Linked DNA regions of Homo sapiens: region 1 is linked to region 2. A link is a loop called in an ENCODE intact Hi-C map of the cell type or tissue named here. Cell type or tissue: pancreas. All regions are shown on one strand. Links, peaks and the distances in the headings refer to the core of each region. The heading gives the core; the rest is flanking DNA. Region 1 holds the start of LOC105378068 (a long non-coding RNA gene). Region 2 has its middle 20 kb from the start of TFB1M.

Region 1 (10,958 bases), core at 1,184-9,183, 180 kb before region 2:
ATGAAACCATTATTTCTTTTGTATAAAGCTAGTTGCTGATAATGGGATTAAGCCTACAACTTTGGACTCATTACTGCCACATTCAAACTGTCTTAGTAACTCCCAGGGGGCATTATTACTCTGAAATACATTTGGTTATAACTCAGAATACAATCTCATAATAATATATCAGTATTGTTGGAATGCGAAATGCTCTATCAGTATGTCATAAAGCAAGGATACAGGAGCAGGGATTACAAAACAGAGGGACATATAAGCATGCACCAAATGTGTGCAATGGTAAACAACTAGAATGTTGGCTGCTTCTCATGAAGCTGAGGGTCAAAAACTGGCGGAGTGGTCCAAGGTAGTTTATGCTGGTTGACCACTCAGAGCAAAGCAAGAAGGAGATACACAGGCAAGAAGGTAAGACAACAAGAGTTAGAGAAGCAGCAGGGAGAACCTCTTGCTGAGGTCAAGCTCCACCAGTGAAGCTCCTCCTAGGGAGAGGATCAGTTTTTGTTGCAAACCCAACACACTAGAAATTAATGGCATAAAACAACATCCACTCATTATCTATCATGAGTCTATGGATCCACTGGGCAGTTATCTCTCATGACCTGGGTCAGGCTCCGCTAATCTCAGTTAAGCTCTCCTTATGTGTCTGTCTGTGATCAGCTGGTGTGTCGGTCAGGAGCTGTCTGGTCTTGGATGGCCTCACAGTGGAAGACTCAGTTTTTCTCCAGGTTGCTGTCTTATCCTTCCAGCAAATTGGCCTGGGCAAGTTATCACAGTGAGGTAAAGAAAAGAGGCAGAAATATTCAAGAGTTTCTTCAAGACTTTGCTTGCATCTAATTTGCAATTGTCCCATCGACCAAAGCAAGTCATGTGGTTAAGCCCAGAGTCAGTGCGGGAAGGCACTACCAAAGAATGCTGGTGCAAACTGAAACCATTAACACAATCAATATTCCACAGGAAGGAGCTAATATCAGGGCACTGGTAGTTCAGAGCCAAATGATGAAGACAGGTAAATGCACATATATTCAGATAAAGGATAGTTTGGGACCTGATGCATGGAAAGAAAGTATTTAGCTCATAAATACTTGTTCACTTGCTCAAAAGTAATTAAAGAAATAAAGACCATTCAAATCCTGGCTGCACATTTCTACCTGCTAAGGTTTAAAAATGCAACGAGAGACATTTAGGCTAGATATAAAGAAAATCTTGCTGACAATGAGAGTTGTTAAACACTGGAATGGATTACTAAAGGAAACTGTAATTTTCTTTTCTTTCCAAGTACTTAAAATCAGACTGGCTACCTAGTTATCTGGTGTGTGTTCTTGGACAGAAGCAAAAAGATGAACTAATTGACCTTTCAGTTTCCCTCCAGACCTATTATTGTCATGCTGAACCTATTGACACAGTGAAGAAAGAGTTTAACAGCCTGCCTTTTATTCCTACCAGTTAACACACATTTATTACAGTCCCTCTCTGTGCTTGGCACTTTGCTTGGTGTTAGGGATGTAATCCCAACCTTTAAGGAGATCATAGTCTTTGGTCAAAAGGTGGAGCAAAAAATGCCCTGTCTACATTAGTGTTAACACGTAGGGGTGATAGAAGATACTATTTAAAACAGTCAATGTCTTCAAAGGACAAAGGATACTGTGAAAGGAAAATGTTCTTACCCTGGGTCTCTGCCTATCTTTTGTGCTGGCCAGAGAAGCAGAAGACTCTTTTGTTCAACTGAGCCCATTGATGGGTTTGAGACAGACCAAAGGGCTTAGGGCAGAGTTATAGGTTAGGGGCTGCAGAGAGCAGAGTTCTGTGCATAATCAAGTGTGAATTTCTGGCTCTCTAGAAAACCTTAGTGAGAATAGGGGAGAATTAGAGATGAAATTGGAAAGACAAGAATACAAGCATTATATGGGACAATTTAGCCAGTGAGAAATCCTTTGTTTTGTGGTGGCTAAAGGATATTTAAGAATTGAACAATCTAAATTTTTAAAATTCTAACAAAAGGGATTTCTATTCAAACAAGATGACTAGTGTAGACTAGGTCTCCTTGCTTCTCCCTGCTAAGTACAATGATAAACCCTGGATAGAAGGCAGGAGAAAATCAAAGGAGAAGTGGTAAGAGGAAGGCAAACTGATTTGGGACCTCAAGAGGACTGAAGAGTTATATTGTGAACAACACAACCTCAGGGTATCTTGCAACCCCTGCGTAACAGAAGGCAACCCAGGCCTAGCATTTCCCACTCCCAAAACACGACAGAAGGTGGCCCAGGTACCTAACAACATTGGAATCTAGTGGAAGTTCTGCACACAATATCCCAGGAGCCAGGCAGAACCACAGGGACGGAGCCGAAGCCCCAGGGCTAAGAGGTGCCAAGGTAAGTTCTCCCTTCCTTGTGGTTCTTCTCTCTTCCACCTAGAGACACTGTCTGGTGGGGGCATCAGGCACTGTCAAGGAGGCCTCCACCACAGCACCCAGCCGAGGAAGCTCTCTTTGTCTCCCTAGGCCAGAGGTGTCATTCCCTCACCTAGAGACAATGTGAGGCAATGTGAGGTGACAGTCCTGGTGGCCTTCCTTCAGCCACCTTAAGCAGTGCCAGCTGGGAGCTGTACTCCAGCAGCCTACCTTCAAGATGGCTGAAGGATGCTCTTCAGACAGAAATGCAATAAAAATGAAGGTTGTGTTTGTTTGTTTGTTTTTAGACGGAGTCCCACTTTGTCACCCAGGCTGGAGTTCAGTGGTGCAATCTTGGCTCACTGCAACCTCCGCCTCCCGGAGCGATTCTCCTGCCTCAACCTCCTGAGTAGCTGGGATTACAGGCATGCACCACCACACCCAGCTAATTTTTGTATTTTTAGTAGAGACGGGGTTTCACCATGTTGGCCAGGCTGGTCTCGAACTCCTGACCTCAAGTGATGCGCCAACGCCTCAGCTTCCCAAAATGCTGGGATTATAGGCATGAGCCACCGTGCCCAGCCAAATTAAGGTATTTCTGAGCATTAAGAAAGAAGAAAACACAGTGAGGAATGGAATACCATAGGCTGTCCTCATGAGCTTCCTAACATCCATGCTATGATTGAAACAAAAATTATAACCCCATCTAATAATTAAGGCAATGATATTTAAAAATGGGAAAGGTAGAGGGTAAATGGGCGTAAAGCTTCCACACTTAACTTGTAAGTGCAACACGTTGATGCTAGTAGTCTGTGATAAATCATAGATGTAAATTTTCATACCCAGAGCAACCACTAAGAAAACTATACAGAGTGATGCACTCAAAAGTCCCAGAGATGCTGCCGGAGGGCTTAGGTGGGTCTACAGATGCCAGTGAGACGCCAGCCCTAGCTGGTTCTTGACACCATTATAACAAAGAATTCAGGGAGGAGTCAGAATGAAATGAAAAGACAAGGAGCTTTGACTGCAAAGTGAAAGTACGCACTCAAGGGCGGGGCTGCAGGCGTACTCACGACAGAGTCATGCACGATGGAGTTTGGGTTACTAATGTTATAGGCTCTTCTAATTAGGGGTAGAATAATCTGGAGATTTTCTAGGAAAAAGGCAGAAATTTCTGAGAACTAAGGGCCCACCCATTTTTACGCTAAATATGGCCATGCTTGAATCTGTCATGGCAATGGTGGGTGTGTGATTTAGTATGGTAATGAGCATATAATTAGGACTTTGGTAGGGCATGGATCAAATCCAGTGCCTCGCTGGACCCAGCTGGTGTCAGCCAGCTTAGCCTCTGTCCTGTTTGTTAGGGTCTTCTCAGCCCAGGCTCGCCCTTGTCCTTATAGCTAATTTTTAACAGTTCCTTTCTTGCTGTTATGTGAAATTGTTCCTTGATATCTTTCCGTTTTTCCTGTGGCCACCCAGCGTTCCTATTTTATGGATATTTCTTTAATGAGGGGGTGCAGTAATCACTAGGTATTCTGGAAAAGGAGGGGATTTCAGGGACCCCTCCCCCACTTACCACCCACCTTCTCCCTCATTTGGGTTTACCTGGAACAGTCATGGACAAGTCACCTTGACCAGAGTTTTGGCCATTTTCTTTCCCTTGTTTTGGATTTTCTGTTATTGTGTGGTTTCTTTGCCTGATTCTTGTTTTAGTTGTTGTTTGGGGTTTTTCCATCCCCCTGAAACCACTCAGTGCTATTCCTATCTCAAAAATGCATCAAGGTAGAATTTTTTTTTAAATGTTCAATAACCCAGAGGAAGGAAAGAAAAAAGAAAGAATAAGAACAGAGGAAACAAACAGAAATCAAAAAAATAAAATGTCAGACTTAAGCACTAACATGTCAAAAATTAGTTTAAGGATGAATGGTTTAAATACAACAATTAAAAGGCAGAAATTGGCAAAGTAGATAAAATAAAAAGTGACCCAACTATATGCTGTTCACAATAAATATACCTAAAATTTAAAGACATAAGTAGGTTGAAAGTAAATGGATGGAAAAAAATAAATCATGAAATGTTATTTAAAACAAAAACAGGAGTGGATATATTAACGTCAGACAAGGTAGATTTAAGAGCAAGGAAAATTATATAGTCAAAGACATTACATTATGATAAAAGGACAAATGCATCAAGAAGACATAATGATCCCAAATATTAATACAGTAAACAACAAAACATCTAAATTCATGAAACAAAATTGATAGAACTGAAAAGAGAAATAGACAAATCCACAATTATAGTTGGGGCCATCAACACCTCCCTCTCAGCAGTTAATAGAACTACTAGACAGCAAATCAACAAGGCTGTAGAATACCTAAACAACACAATCTAATTGGCCTGTTTAGAGCACCTCACCCAAAAACACACATCTTTTTATGTGCCAATGGAATGTTCACTAAGACCACATCTTGAGCTACAAAACAAAAGTTCCACAAACATATAAAAATTATACAGAGTATATTCTCTAATCATCATAGAATCAAGCTAAAAATCAACACCAAAAATAAATTATGGAAAAATCTCTAAACATTGGGCACATGCCTGTAGTCCCAGCTACTCAGGAGGCTGAGGCAGGAGGATCATTTGAGCCTAGGAGTTCAGGGCCAGTACGAGCAACATAGTAAGACCCTGTCTCTTAAAAAAAAATTGTTTCGGTTAGGCACTATGACTCACGCCTGTAATCCCAGCACTTTGAGAGGCGAAGGCAGGTGGATTGCTTGAATTCAGATGTTCAAGATCAGCCTGGGCAACATGGCAAAACCCCCTCTCTACAAAAAATACAAAAAATTAGCCAGGTGTAGTGGTGCACACCTGTGGTCCCAGCTACTCTGGAGGCTGAGGTAGGAGGATCATTTGAGCCCAGGAGGTGAAGCTTACAGTGAACCAAGGTCATGCCACTGGCACTCCAACCTGGGCAACAAAGTGAGCCCCAGTCTCAATAAATAAGTAAATAAATAGAAAAAATTTTTTAATAAATTGTTTTAAATAAAAAATATTAAAACACTTGGAATTTAATAATACACTGTAAATAATTTATGGGTCAAAGAGGAAGTATCAAATAAAAATTTTAAAAACACATAAAACTAAATGAAAATGAAAATACAATATTTCAAAATATGTGGTATGCACCTAACAGAGTACTGAGAGGAAAATTTATAGCACTAAATACTTACGTGAGAAAAGAGGAAGATCTCAAGTCCGTAAGTTGCACCTCTAGAAACTAGGGGAAAAAAAGTGAAATAAACTCAAATCCAGCAGAAAGAAAGAAATCATAAAGATAAGGCAAAAAGTCAGTGAAATTGGAAAGAGGAAAACAATAAAACAAAAAGCTTGTTCTTAAAAAAATTAATAAATCTCTAGCAAAATTGACAAAAATAAGAAAAGAGAAGACAAAAATCTCCAATATTAAGAATGAAATAGGAGATAACAATACAGACACTATACTTATTAAAAAGATATTAGGAAAATACTGCAGAACAATATACTTCTGAAAAAGTATAAATCTGAAAGAGCCAATACTTCAAGATGGATCCCGAATGGCTAACTGGATATAAACTCAAAATAGACTTAAGCAGCCATTTGCTGATTGGAGGTCACACAAATACTCTGAGTTCCCTCCAAAATTCAACCTTTTTATTACTGGAACTTTCAGAGCTCACCTGAACCAACCAATCAGAACTTAGCTGCATTGACCAATCAGCACTAATCAAGTTTCAATCCTTCATTTGCATAAATCGACCTGATTGGGAACCTGGGTTGGGACTTTATAAATACATGAGCCTTTCCTTTGTTCTCTGGAATGCTCCTTTGTTTTATACTAAAGGCTGCTTCTCCCTCATTTGCAAACTGTTCACTGGAATAAAATCTCTTCCTTCCAAATTCCTTTTCAGAAAACTTCTGTTCACGTACTCATAAATTCAACAGCTTAGAAGACATGGGACTATTCCTCAAAAACCACAAACTACCAACTCAATCAAATAAAAGAGATAGCCATATTATAGTGCTATAAACCATTAGAGAAATGGAATTTGCAACTGAAAAGCATCCAGTAAAGAAATCCTCAGGCCCAGATTGGTTCACAGGAGAATTCTTACAAATATTAAAAGAATTAATACAAAGTTTATACAATCTCTTCCAGAAAATAAAAGAGTAGGGAACATTTCCCAATGAATATTGTTACTATGATACCGAAAACAAAGATAATACACACACAAAAAAAGAAATTTACAGACCAGTATCTCTTAAAACCTACATGCAAGAATTCTCAACAAAATAACAAATCAGACACTAAAGTGGATAAGAATTATAGGTTATACCTAATTAGAATTTATTTCAATTATGTGAGGCAGTTCAACATTTGATAATCAATCAACATAATCTACCACAGTAACAGATTAAAGAAGAAAATTTGTATGATCATATCAATCACGCATAAAAAGTATTTTTTTAAAGAGTCAAAAACTCATTTATGATTTTAAAAAAAAACTTTAAGTAATTTAGGGAAAATAAAAGGCAAACTAATTCAGAAATAGGCCCAAGAGACATGCTCAGATGCTTTTTGACAAAGGTGCAAAATCAATTCATGGAGGACAGCTAATGTTTTTAACAAATAGTGATGGAGCAATTGACCATCTATAAGAAAAGAAAGAAAGAAAGAACTTCAACCTAGAACTCACACTTCATATAAAATTTATTCTAAAATTAACCACAGACTTAAATGTAAACCATAGATTTACAAATCTTTTAGAATAAAACACAGGAGAAAATACATATCTACGCTATAAGGCTAGGCAAAATTTCTTTGACTCAAAAAAACAGAATATTCAACTATCTATAACCCAGTAATTGTACTCTTTGGCATTTACCCCAGAGAAATGAAGACATATTTACAAAAAATATGTACATAAATCTTTATAAAACTTTATTAATAAAATTTAAAAACTGTTAGCAGCTCAGATGTTTTTCAGCAGGGAATAGTTCAATAAACTTTGGTACACCCATACCATTGAATGCTAGGCAAAATTTCTTTGACTCAAAAAAACAGAATATTCAACTATCTATAACCCAGTAACTGGACTCTTTGGCATTTACCCCAGAGAAATGAAGACATATTGACAAAAAATATGTACATAAATCTTTATAAAACTTTATTAATAAAATTTTAAAAACTGTTAGCAGCTCAGATGTTTTTCAGTAGGGAATAGTTCAATAAACTTTGGTACACCCATACCATTGAATGCTACTCAATAATACCAAGGAACAAACTATTGATACATACAGCAGCTTGGATGAATCTCCAGGAAATTAGGCTGAGTGAAAAAAGCTGTTCCTCTATGGTTATATCATGTTTGAGTCTATTTACGTAACATTCTTGAAATGACAAAATTATAGAAATGGAACAACAAATTAGTGATTCTTGGAGAGTAGGAATAGAAGATAGGGTAGGAAGTCGTGTGGCTACAAAAGAGTTTGTCCTGGCATCCTGTGGTGATGACAGTGTTCTAAATCTTGACTTTGTCAATTTGATTATCCTGGTTGCAAGACTGTATTACAATTTCACAAGATGATGACACTGGAGGAAAACTGAGTAAAATTTGGGATCTCACAGGATTATTTCTTACAACTGAATGAATCTACAAATTATGTCAAAATTTCAAGTTTAATTTTAAAAAATCTAACAAGAAATGAACAGAGTCAAAAACACAGAAAATTTAAAATCTAAAAGGCATAAAATAAGACAAACACATTGCAAGCCACTCTGGTTTTGCACAGTAAGATACAATCATAAAATATTATTTTCCCTAACATTTAATAAATTCAATGTGATCCAAATGAAACTACAAATGAGATCTTGGGGATGATGGAACCAGACAAGCTGATTCTAAAAGAGACCAATTTAGCCATATGTGTTAAATTAAATATCCAAATACCTGTTAATCCAAAAAAATTCACTTATAAAAATTTATCCAGGGCTGGGTGCAGTGGTTCATCCCTGTAATCCCAGAACTTTCAGAGGACGTGGTGGAAGGATCACTTGAGCCCAGGAGAGAATGGCGTGAACCAGAGAGGCGGAGCTTGCAGTGAGCAGAGATGGTGCCACTGCACTCCAGCCTGGGCAGCAGAGCGAGACTCCGTCTCAAAAAAAAAAAAAAAAAAAAATAGCAACAAACTGGAAACATCTTGAATATCTGTAAAGAGCTGGCTGGTTAATAAATTATAGTATATCTGATTCTATTAATAGTTGGTGTTTGAAAACAAAAAGAAATAATAAATTACTGAAAGTCTCATACAATGAAATATTATTATGCAGCTACTCAAAGTATAAAACAGGTCTTTAGATACTGATATCAGATTACTCAAAAATATTTTTTCGTATAAAATGCAAAGTGGTACAAAATATTAAGTATAGTGTGATATTTTGTTTACAAAGAAGGATTGAGACATATATGTTTAAAAATATTATAGGAGAATACAAATTATTAACCGTAGTCACCTCAGAGCAGGCTAATTGGTGATCTCATGTAAGAATATTTTTTGCATACAAGAGTACCCTTCCATGCTGTTGAAAATTTTTAACACATGTACTAATTAGGTTTTTTAAAAAAAATTTATGCAAAACAAACTGAAGGAAAACCAACTTTGGTTCATAAATGGCAAGGATTTTCTAATGTACAATTTCATGTTGTTTACAATTGTTGAACAATGATGGGCCCTCTCACTAAGGAAACTTCATGCAATCAACCTGCATTAAGGTTGCTCTAGGGTGAAAAGAGTATCAAAAACACCAATCGCTGACCAAACCCTTTGTGTCAACACCAGGATTGAGATGTAGGGACAGCCTCAAGGTGAAGAATGAAGAATACTTCATCAGATGCACAAACAGAGCCAAAGGTGATCATGAAAATATAAGCTCCGGCCTCCCCATCCCAGAGAGTCACAGAACTCTGGATGAGGGCATTGGACTTCTACAAGGCCAATGCATGGTAGTACAAACTAATTTCACTTCAATCTCATACAGCAGCATTCCTTAGCTGACCACTAGGTTACAGCATCCTGACCTACATCTTGGCCTATGCCACTGTCATCCATAAGACAGGGTTGACCGACTAGACCCAAATTACAGAGTTTCAAAAACTTTCTATGATAATGCCCATTGACATGTTTTATTATTTTAATTACTTAATTTTATTTCTAAATTATGATTTTAAAAATCATGTTCCTTAGATACAAGATACTTAAAAGCACCTGGACCATTATCTGCAAACATATACAGCCATTTTCAAATTCAGAAAGGGACTTCCCCATGAGCTGAACCATTAATGACAAATTCTGTTCCCTCTCTCATGACAGTAGCAGTGGGGTGAGACAGATGACTCGGAGCTTTCATACATCAAGATTTTCCCCATTAGCTATTTATAGGGAGATCTTTTAAAAATGTATATGCTTAAAAGTTTAAAGTGTGCTACTCAGGATGTTACATTGACAAATGGATATGTTGTAGATTACTCAGTTCTTTCACTTCAGATTTAATTTTATTGCCAAAGGTAACAGAAAATGTATAGTGTTTCAAGTTCCTGGTTCAAACTTAAGTAAAAAGAGAAATTCTTTCTAGGTAAAAGATATTAGTGTTCAAAAATCCTTAAATAAAAAGGTTTTTTTTTTCCTTTTCCCCTGAAAAATACAACGGTATCAAAAAATATACTTGTTAAGGATGATTCAGACCTAGCAAAGGAGTGATATTTAGAGAAACAGAAAGAATATTTAAATGGGAGACATTATAAGAAAAACACCAAAAAAAAAAAAAAAACTGGTTGATATGGGGCCCATTCATTATCCTTGTTTCCTGGTCTCTTTTTCAAGTGGTCAAAAATAGTGGAAAAAAAAGATGCCACTTTTAGAAGGGGCAAAATAGTGAAGAAACTATAATAGTGGGCGCCATACTGGATCCTATCTACCCCATTATTAAGTGAAATTCATCTGATTTCTGCAGCTAGTTAAGGTGTGTAAATCAGTACACTGAGATAGAGTGGGGTTCTCTATATAATCAACTGACTCAGTTGTTAAATCATCCTGGTCGAAGGACTTGCAGCCTATACATGGCTAATAGTAAGAAAAAACATACTAGGTCTTGCAGTTGCATGAACCAGCAGCCTTGGGATCCACTCCATTTTCTGGAAGCCAAGAGCACAATGTACCACTGGGCCCTCAACCAGAAAAGCCAAAACGTCTGGCCAATGCAGCAATTTATTTTGAGTGACAGCCATCTTCTTGTTCCATGTTTACATTCCTGTACCAAAATAGATGCAGGAGACAACTGAGAATAATCCTTCAACTTTTGTGGGTCATATTGTTTAATTACTCCAAGAACAAAATGCCCTATGTGACTTACATTTGGCATGGAAATACTTTACCTAATAAGACTGGCTGTTCACCATACAGTCTTGTTTTGAAACTATGGTACTATAGTATGGAGATTTTGTTTTGTAAAAAACAAGTAGTTGTCTGAGAGTAA
Region 2 (10,958 bases), core at 928-8,927:
TATAAAATTAGCTGGGCGTGGTGGCACATGCCTGTAATCCCAACCACTTGGGAGGCTGAGGCAGAAGAATCACTTGAACCCGGGAGGTGGAGGTTGCGGTGAACCAAGATCGCACCATTGCACTCCAGCCTGGGCAACAAAAGTGAAACTGTTTAAAAAAAAAAAAAAATCTTTGCCTAGACATATTGTCATTAGGTTATCCAAAGCTAAGACAAAGGAAAGAATTTTAAGAGCTGTGAGACAGAAGCACCAGGTAGCCTATAAAGGAAAATCTATCAGATTAACAGCAGATTTCTCAGCAGAAACCCTATAAGCTAGAAGGGACTATCTTCAGCCTCCTCAAACAAAACAATTATCAGCCAAGAATTTTGTATCCAAGCAAAACTAAGCATCATATCTGAAGGAAAGATAAAGTCATTTTCAGACAAACAAATGCTGAGAGAATTTGCCATTACCAAGCCAACCACTATAAGAACTGCCAAAAGGAGCTCTAAATCTTGAAACAAATCCTGGAAACACATCAAAACAGAACCTCTTTAAACTATAAATCACACAGGACCTATAAAACAAAAATACAAGTTAAAAAGCAAAAACAAAAACCAAAAAACCAAAGTACCCAAGCAACAAAGAGCATGATGAATGCAATGGTACCTTCAATACTAACATTAAATGTAAATGGCCTAAGAGCTCCACTTAAAAGGTACAGAACTGCAGAATGGATAAGAACTCACCAACCAACTATCTGCTGCCTTCAGGAGACTCACCTAAGTATTCACATAAACTTATAGGGGTGGAAAAAGGCATTTCATGCAAATGGAAACCAAAAGCAAGCAGGTGTAGCTATTATATCACAGAAAACAAACTTTAAAGCAACAGTGGTTAAAACAGACAAAGAGGGATATGACGTAATGGTAAAAGGCCTTGTTCAACAGGAAAATATCACAATCCTAAACATATATGCACCTAATACTGGAGCTCCCAAATTTATAAAGCAATTACTAACAGACCTAACAAACAAGAGAGACAGCAACACAATAATAGTGGGGACTCCAATACTCCACTGATAGCACTAGACAAGTCATCAAGACAGAAAGTCAACAAAGAAACAATAGACTTAAAACTATACCTTAAAACAAATGGACTTCACAGACTTCCATCCAACAACCACAAAATACACATTCTATTCAACAGCACATAGAACTTTCTCCAAGATAGACCGTATGATAGGCAATAAAACAAAGCTTAATAAATTTAAGAAAATTGAAATTATATCAAGCACTGTCTCAGACTACAGTGGGATAAAACTGGAAATCAACTCCAAAAGGAACCTTCAAAACAATGCAAATACATGGATATTAAATAATCTGTTCCTGAATGAGCACTGGGTCAAAAGCAAAATCAAGATGGAAATTTAAAAATTATTTGAACTTAATGATAATAATGACATCACCTATCAAAACCTCTGGGATATAGCTAAGGTGGTGCTAAGATGAAAGATCATAGCCCTAAATGCCTAAATCAAGAAGTCTGAAAGAGCACAAACAGATAATCTAAGGTCACACCTCAAGGTACTAGAGAAACAAGATCAAACCAAACCCAAACCCAGCAGAAGAAAGGAAGTAACCAAGATCAGAGCAGAACTAAATGAAATTGAAACAAAAAAAAACACAAAAGATAAATGAAACAAAAAGCTGGTTCTTTGAAAAGACAAATAAAATTGATAGACCATTAGCAAGATTAGCCAAGAAGACAGAAGATCTAAATAATCTCACATTATTACAACTGATACCACCGAAAAGAAAAAGATAATTCAAGGCTACTATGAACACCTTTACACACATAAACTAGAAAACCTAGAAGAGATGGATAAATTCCTGGAAAAATACAACCCTCCTAGCTTAAATCAGAAGAATTAGACACCCTGAACAGACTGAAATGGTAATTTAAAAGTTACCAACAAAAAAACGTCCAGGATCAGATGGAGTCACAGCAGAATTCTACCAGATATTCAAAGAAAAATTGGTACCAATCCTTTTTTTTTTTTTGAGACGGACTCTCGCTCTGTCACCCAGGCTGGAGTGTACTGGCGCGATCTCAGCTCACTGCAAGCTCCGCCTTCCGGGTTCATGCCATTCTGCTGCCTCAGCCTCCCAAGTAGCTGGGACTACATGCACCCACAACCATGCCCAGCTAATTTTTTGTATTTTTAGTAGAGACGGGGTTTCACCACGTTAGCCAGGATGGTCTCGATCTCCTGACCTCGTGATCTGCCTGCCTCGGCCTCCCAAAGTGCTGAGATTACAGGCGTGAGCAACTGCACCCGGCCGGTACCAATCCTTTTGACAGAGATCCTTTTCACAAGATAGAGAAAGAAGCAACCCTCCCTAATTCGTTCTATAAAGCCAGCATCACCCTAATACCAAAATCAGGAAAGGACATAACCAAAAAAGAAAACTACAGACCTATATCCTTGATGAACATGGATGCTAAAATCCTTAAAGTACTAGCTAACTGAATCCAACAACATATCAAAAAGATAGTCCATCATGATCAACTGGGTTTCATACCAGGGATGCAGGGATGGTTTAACACACACAAGTCAATAAATGTGATACACCACATAAACAGAATTAAAAACAAAAATCACATGATCATCTCAATAGATGCAGAAAAGGCATTTGACAAAATCCAGCATCCTTTATGATTAAAACTCTCAGCAAAATCGGTATATAAGAGACATACTTTAATGTAATAAAAGCCATCTATGACAAACCCACAGCCAACATAATACTGAATGGGGAAAAGTTGAAAGCATTCCCTCTGAGAACTGGAATAAGACAAGGATGCCCACTCTTATCACTTCTCTTCAATATAGTACTGGAAGTCCTAGCTAGAGAAATCAGACAAGAGAAAGAAAGAAAGCACATCCAAATTGGTAAAGAGGAAGTCAAACTGTCAATGTTTGCTGATGATATGATCGTTTACCTTGAAAACCCTAAGGATTCCTCCAGAAAGCTCCTAGAACTGATAAGAGAATTCAGCAAAGTTTTCAGATACAAGATTAACGTACACAAATCAGTAGCTCTTCCGTACATCAACAGCAACCAAGTGGAGAATCAAATCAAAACCTCAACCCCTTTTAAAACAGCTGCAAAAAATAAAATAAAATACTTTGAAATATATCTAACAAAAGAGTCAAACTACCTCTACATGGAAAACTGCAAAACACTGCTGAAAGAAATCACAGACAACACAAACAAATGGAAACACATCCCATGTTCACGGATGGGTAGAATCAATATTGTGAAAATGACCATACTGCCAAAAGCAATCTACAAATTCAGTGGAATCCCCATCAAAATACCACCATCATTCTTCACAGAATTAGAAAAAACAATTCTAAAATTCATATGGAACCAAAAAAGAGCCGACATAGTCAAAGCAAGACTAAGCAAAAAGAACAAATCTGAAGGCATCACACGATCTGATTTCAAACTATACTATGAGGCGATAGTCACCAAAACAGCATGGTACTGGTATAAAAATAGGCACATAGACCAATGGAACAGAATAGAGAACCCAGAAATAAACCCAAATACTTACAGCTAACTGATCTTTGGCAAAGCAAACAAAAACATAGAGTGGGGAAAGGATACCCTTTTCAACAAATGGTGTTGGGATAATTGGCTACCCACCTGCAGGAGAATGAAACCGGATCCTCATCTCTCACCTTATACAAAAATCAACTCAAGATGGATTAAGGACTTAAACCTAAGACATGAAACTATAAAAATTCTAGAAGATAACATTGGAAAAACCCTTCTTAGGCAACGATTTCATGACCAAGAACCCAAAAGCAAATGCAATAAAAACAAAGATAAATAGCTGGGACCTAATTAAAGGGCATTTGCATGGCAAAAGGAACAGTCAACAGAGTAAACAGACAACCCGCAGAGTGGGAGAAAATCTTCACAATCTACACATCTGATGAAGGACTAATATCCAGAATCTACAACGAACTCAAACACATCAGTAAGAAAAAAGCAAACAATCCCATCAAGAAGTAGGCTATGAATAGACAATTCTCAAAAGAAGATATACAAAGGGCCAACAAACATATGAAAAAATGCTCAACATCACTAATGATCAGGGAAATGCAAATCAAAACCACAATGCAATACCACCTTACTCCTGCAAGAATGGCCATAATCAAAAAATCAAAAAACAGTAGATGCTGGCATGGATGCAGTAAAGAGGGAACACTTCTACACTGCTGATGGGAACGTAAACTAGTACAGCCACTATGGAAAACAGTGTGAAGATTGCTTAAAGAACTAAAAGTAGTTCTTTTAGTAGTTTGATCCAGCAATCTCACTACTGGGTATCTACCCAGAGGAAGAGAAGTCATTATTCTAAAGAGATGCCTGCACACACATGTTTATAGCAACACAATTGTAAAATCATGGAACCAATCCAAATGTCCATCAATCAATGAGTAAATAAAGAAACTGTGGTATATATATACAATGGAATACTACACAGCCATAAAAAGGAATGAACTAACAGCATTTGCAGTGATCTGGATGAGATTGGAGACTATTATTCTAAGTCCAGTAACTCAGAAATGGAAAAATAAACATCACATGTTCTCATTGATATGTGAGAGCTAAGCTATGAGGATGCAAAGGCATAAGAATGATACGATGGACTCTGGGGACCTGGGGGGAGCACGGGAGGGGGGCGAGGGATAAAAGACTACAAATAGGGTGCAGTGTGTACTGCTTAGGTTTGGGTGCACCAAAATCTTACAAATCACCACTAAAGAACTTACTCATGTAACCAAATACCACCTGTACCCCAATAACTTACGGAAAAATAAAATAAATGTTATTAAATAAATGCCAAAAAAAATAAAATAAAAGGCATGACCATATGTAATAGATCTTAGAAAGATGACCCATCCAAAGTAATTGACGTGGATGGCTTGGTTGCTTCATGCAGTAGCCCCCTAAGCTACTCAGAAGCCTTGATTATCTAGAGTGAAGCATTCAGAAGGTGTCTGAGAGCACAAATTACAGTTCATGTTATTTTGCTTAAAAAGATCTGTATCTCTCCAAGTTCAGAATGTATAACTAAACACATCTTATTCTCCAACTTTTGCTTCCCACTACTGAGTTGTGAGGCTCTGGATAGCTTAATGAAATACTCCGGAACTCATATTTTCATCTGGAAATGAGAAGATTAAATCCCTTAGGTCAGGGGTCAGCAAACTTATAACCCACAGGCCTGCATCTGTTTTTGTAAATAAAGTTTGATTGAAACACAGCTACCCTAATTCCTTTATACATTGTCCATGGCTGCTCTCACTGAACAATGGAAGAACTGAATCCTTGTGTCAAAGATGATCTAGACTTCAGGGCCTAAAATATTTACTACTTTTCAGGACAAGTTTGCTGATGTCTGACTTAGGTTATTCTTTATTTTTTAAGTGGAGAGAGATATAAAAGAATGGAAATCCATATATATTGGCCGGGCGCAGTGACTCACGCCTGTAATCTCAGCACTTTAGGAGGCCGAGGCAGGCAGATCATCTGAGGTCAGAAGTTTGAGACCAGCTTGGCCAACATGGTGAAACCCCATCCTTACTAAAAATACAAATATTAGCCAGGTGTCATGACACGCCCCTGTAATCCCAGCTACTAGGGAGGCTGAGGCAGGCTGAACCCTTGAGGTGGAGGTTGCAGTGAGCTGAGATCCAGCCACTGCACTCCAGCCCGGGCAACAGAGCAAGACTCCGTAAATCCATATATATATATGGATTATATGTATATGTAATGGGAAAACATTCTGATCAGTGATTTCCCTTCCTCAGAGCTTAGACATCTTTTTTTTTTTTTTTTTGCCCTGTCTCTGCTTCTCACTGGTAGTTTTTTTGCTCATCACAGAGCCACCCTTCTCCTTCCTTTCAAGGTTTTCCCTATTGCTTTGTTTTGTGTCTATACTCTCTCTCTGTGTCTATTTCCTTATGTTCATCTTTCTTAGAAACATTTGTCCAGAATTAACCCCAGATAACTAACTAATAATACTTCGAATGCATATGGTATCTTTCTTTACAAAGGCCTTTGAAAATACTGTGGCATGATCTTAAAAACAAAATGACTTTCTAAAAATAAAACAACAAATACAAAATTAAGGAACTTGGTCTCCCCTCAGCTAGGTATCTTTTCTTTTGACGTTTTCTGCAGAAAATTGCTAGTGGGCTCCTAGAGCTGTGCTGTACTCACCTCGGGGTATGGAAACGTCAGGCTTGGCTTCAGTGACTGAGCTGTTTCTCTGCTTTTGATCTCATTCTAATGCCTTCAACCTTAAATTTCAACTTTCAGTTTTCACCTTTCTCTGCATGCTGCTTACCAACCTTCCCCTGACCTTTTCCACATGGCTTCCCACTGCTTCCTTTTGCTCATGTTTTCTTAGTCTTCTGATCATTCTGCAAGCATTTTCGCTAAATACTATCTTCTCGTCTCTGAAAACCTCTCTCATCCTCTCTGACTCTTTTTCCTTCTAAATAACTTTAAACAGCACACAAACTTCTATTTTTACTTTTTCTTTAAATATGCTTACCTCTGAGCATTAAATTATTCTCATTTCTTTCCCATGAATATCCCACTACAGAATACACACTGGGCTACATTATTTGTATTTCAGCAAGCAGCCTTGGGGCTCCTTTCCCGGGCTGTTGTCATTAAAAGGACTAAAGCAAAACATTGAAACAAATGATAACATGGACTGTTCTCTATAGTGAATCTGAGAACAAGCAATCAATTTCAACTAAAAACGAGGTACTGTGCATCCCATTATTACCTGCTGTAGTTTGGTTCTGGTGAAGAGAAGAGATGGAGTTAATTGAGAAAGTTCTTTGCCATTTAGTGTAGAGCATCTCTCTTTATTTATTTATTTATTTATTTAGAGATGGGGTCTCACTCTGCCACCCAGGGTGGAGTGCAGTGGCATGATCTCAGCTCACTGCAACCTCTGCCTTCCAAGTTCAAGTGATCCTCCTGCCTCAGCCTCCTGAGTAGCTGAAATTACAGGTGCCCGCCATCACGCCAGGCTAATTTTTGTGTTTTCAGTAGAGATGGGGGTTTCGCCATGTTGGCCAAGCTGGTCTCGAACTCCTGACCTCAAGGACCCACCTGCCTCGGCCTCCCAAAATGCTAGGATTACAGGCATGAGCCACCACGCCCAGCCGAGCATCTCTCTTTAAACTACTTTATCCACACTGACAATTTACATTCAGTACTAATCAAAAAGGAAACTAGAGGCCAGACACGGTGGCTCATGCCTGTAAATCCAGCACTTTGGGAGGCCGAGGCAGGTAGATCACCTGAGGTCAGGAGTTTGAGACCAGCCTGGACAACACAGTGAAACCCCGTCTCTACCAAAAATACAAAAAATTAGCTGGTGTGGTGGCAGGCGACTGTAATCCCAGCTACTCAGGAGGCTAAGGTAGGAGAATCATTTGAACCTAGGAGGCAGAGGTTGCGGTGAGCTGAGATCGTGCCATTGCACTCCAGTCGGGGCAACAAGAGCGAAATTTTGTCTCCAAGAAAAAAAGAAACTAGGACTTCAACTAGGGCATTTTAAAACACCACAATTACAACATAGGTTTAATAATAAAAAATAAAACACTAACATCCAGTGATCACTCAGTGTATAATAGTCCTTACGCATATAAAGTACTTTATAGAATTATCTCTTGTAATCCTTCCCAGCACCAATGCATACAATGGTTTAGGTTGGACATTGCATGAGAGTAGCACAACTAAAAAGACTGTCACATCATAGCCCTTTTTATCATTTTGAAGACTGTTCATATTTTTATCATAACTTGGCTAACTTTAAAGATGACAGAGCTATATATTTATGAAGATAGTTTACTGACAGGTGGCAGTAAAATGTCTTACTTAATAGGATTGATATATATTACATTTTGCTTGGACTTACAAAGGAAGAATATATTTGATTATTAAAAGATCTTGATGATCTAACAACATTCAAAATAACCTACATTTCTAAATAAGATTTTTTTCTCACTGAAGTACTAACTGATTAGTATCTTAAATTTTTTTCAAATCTTTATACTTCATATACTCTGGCACTTGTCTTCTGTACTCAAGTAAGATAGCAGAGTTCTATTTTAAGTATACAGGCATTTTCATTATGATACAAATAACTAGGTAATAGCTAATATAATTTAGCATCAATAATATACAAAGTATGTATTAAATTGACAAATTAGAGATTACTATGTAACAATCTGCTGATTATATTAGAGCACTTGTTTATTTGTTGCTATGGAAATTTTATAATTAACTGCTGTTAAAATTTTTGACTTGTTATCTATAAATTTGATTTTCTAATTGTAATTAAAAATTCAAAATGAATATTACATTGTTTAATCATTTGATGTACAGTATTTATTCAGAATGACTTTATGTTTGTATAATTGTAATTAATGATAGTATATAATATACTAACTTCAAAAGTTCTTTTTTCACTTGAGGAATGAGAGCCTTTCTCTAATTCACACAAAGGTGTCCTGTGGGCTAGCAGCAGCCTTGATCTTTCAGCCAATTTCATGATGGAGAAGATACTGTTATTATCTCCTTTTTACAGAAAGGGAGGCTTAGAAATGTTAAACAATATGCCCACATCACAGAGATAGCAAGTCATGGGGCAAGATTCAAACCCTAGCAGTTTGAGCCAGAGCTCAACGTAGGCAGCGTAACTCTCACTGCTGAATAGCAAGGTTTGAGGAATTACAGGTATCACCTCCCAAAAAGGACCTCCCATACCTTCCGGTCCGGATGGACATTTCTCCCACCGATGTCACTTATTGATTATGCAACAAAAGTGAATGCATTTCTTCCGGAAGATCACAGTGGTGACAATAGAAGCTGATCAGAACTAGCAAGATGGAAGAGTCATTCAGTGTGGATTTCCAAAAATATGTGTATGTTTCAGGAATTGATGAGAAGCACATTTTGATGAAAAACAGACCTAGATTCAAATTATTCCTCTGCCACCTACTCAAGAACCCTTCCTCTCAAACTCCTGGTCCCCCTCCAGCATACAAAACCACATCCTATATATATCTCCAACCATTCACCTGTCCAAGCCAGGAACCTGGGAATCAGCCTTGACACCTTCCTTTCCCTCCCCACCCCACTTCTTCGCACCCATCGCCAAGACCTGTCCTTGACTTTGCAAATATCTCACACACATGTTTCTCACCCTGTGTACCATTGCCACCCTGGCCTCACCATTATTTCACCCCAGAATTACTATAATACCCTCTTAACCACTTTCCCTTCTCACACTCTGACTCCTCTCCCATTTGCTCTCCCCACTGCACCCAGATTGACTATTCATCTCATCAAAGAATGCATTCCCTTAAAACCTGCGAATGCAATGCCTATCATTTCTAAACATCAAGCTCTATCCTAGCCTACACAATCTTACAAGATGTGCCACCTCTCCTTCTCCAGTCATCTCCTCTATACAGCAGACCTGCCTGCTGATTCTCAGATACTCCCAGCTCCCTCCTACACCAGGGCCTTTGCACATGCTTTCTCTTTGGACTACCTAACACCCACGTATCTTTCATTACTCAGCCTCACCATCAGAACCTCCAGGTACGCGCTCCCTGACCTTGGCCTTTCCTTCATATCTCTCCTCACGTCTACTGGCCCAAGGGCAGATCTGGTCATTCTGTGCTAGCTTCTCCTATACTGCATGTTTTGTTTTTTCCTTCAGAGACTTTATTACAGGTTGTAATTATACATTGATATATGGTTATTATTGGTTAATGTCTGTCTTCTGCCGTGGACTATAAGCTACATGTGGGGACTATAAGCTTGTTCAATAGCACACAGAACTATGTAGCTATGAGCAAATTACTTAAACTTTCCCAAAAAAAAAAAAAAACAGTGTGGGGGAACAATACTGCCTCAAAGGTTTTTGGCAGGCTTAATCAGCTATGTAAAGCACTAAACAGAATAGGCTCATTTACTCGATACATGGTAGCTATTCCTGCTGTTATTCCCTACAATATGCTGTGGGCCGTCAGAATTTGTCCTCATTTTAAAATTGTTTCTAGTCTCGTAAAAAGGGAAAACATTCACACAAATAATTAAAACACTATAGGATAAGAGTCTATCACACTAGCCAACAGGAGGCCTGACCTAACAGGCTTTGGCCTTCGCAAATGTGAAGTCGCCGACATTCAGGATACCTTCTATCATCTCTCCTTTAGGGACCATCAGGATCCTGCTGCTTGGATCACAAGCATGGCATTATCAAGAGATTGGCTCAAACACCATCTCCTCAGTGTAGACCTTCGTGATGCTGCCAAGAAGAATTAACACCTTTTTCATCCCATGTCCTCCAGCAGTGTGTGTCTGTGTGTGTCCCTATTAAGAAATTGAAGTTCCTCAAAGGCAAGAATCATGTTTTTCATTTCTATATTCCTAACCAAATCAACTACAATAAATGCCCAAATAAGTTTCATTGAATGAATGAATGAATGAATGAATGAATGAAAAGGAAATTAAAATTACACACACAACAGTGGATATGTAGAAAAGACAAGCACAGCAAGAGCAACTAGGCTGCCCAGGGAGGCAGTATGCAAGTCCAGAACCTAGCTTATGTTCAGAGGGCTTTCAAAAGACAGATCAAAGGAAGTGGAGCCTGGGCAAGAGGCAGCCCTAGTCTGTTTACTCTTCAGTCACTTTGTAACTTACCTGCTGCCCCCACCCCAGGTCTGCTTTGACATGAGATCTTTAAATGTTGAGGTGGGAAGGGGGGAATCGCTTAACTGCTATCTGATTCTTCATCTGTAAAATAAAGCTACTGACACTGACCTTCCTCATAGAGCTATTGTGTGGGATAATTAA

The links. Peaks named below come from ENCODE experiments on the same cell type or tissue, not always from the same donor. Only the 100,000 strongest peaks of a DNase experiment are listed, where the experiment ranks them.
Region 1: a loop joins it to region 2, with 2.8 times the contacts of the local background. A loop is called at or near these places in 23 of 110 quality-filtered maps.

Annotation. Positions count from the first base shown.
Region 1 is chr6:155,509,956-155,520,913 of GRCh38, reverse strand. LOC105378068 (a long non-coding RNA gene) reads right to left here and starts at 6,070. Exons shown (of 3, transcript NR_134597.1): 1 at 5,966-6,070; 2 at 5,620-5,666. In pancreas, for the core only: no CTCF peak of the experiment used is centred there; no DNase peak of the experiment used is centred there.
Region 2 is chr6:155,329,019-155,339,976 of GRCh38, reverse strand. No RefSeq gene overlaps it. Among named protein-coding and RNA genes, the nearest start is that of TFB1M, 20 kb to the right of the region's middle. In pancreas, for the core only: no CTCF peak of the experiment used is centred there; no DNase peak of the experiment used is centred there.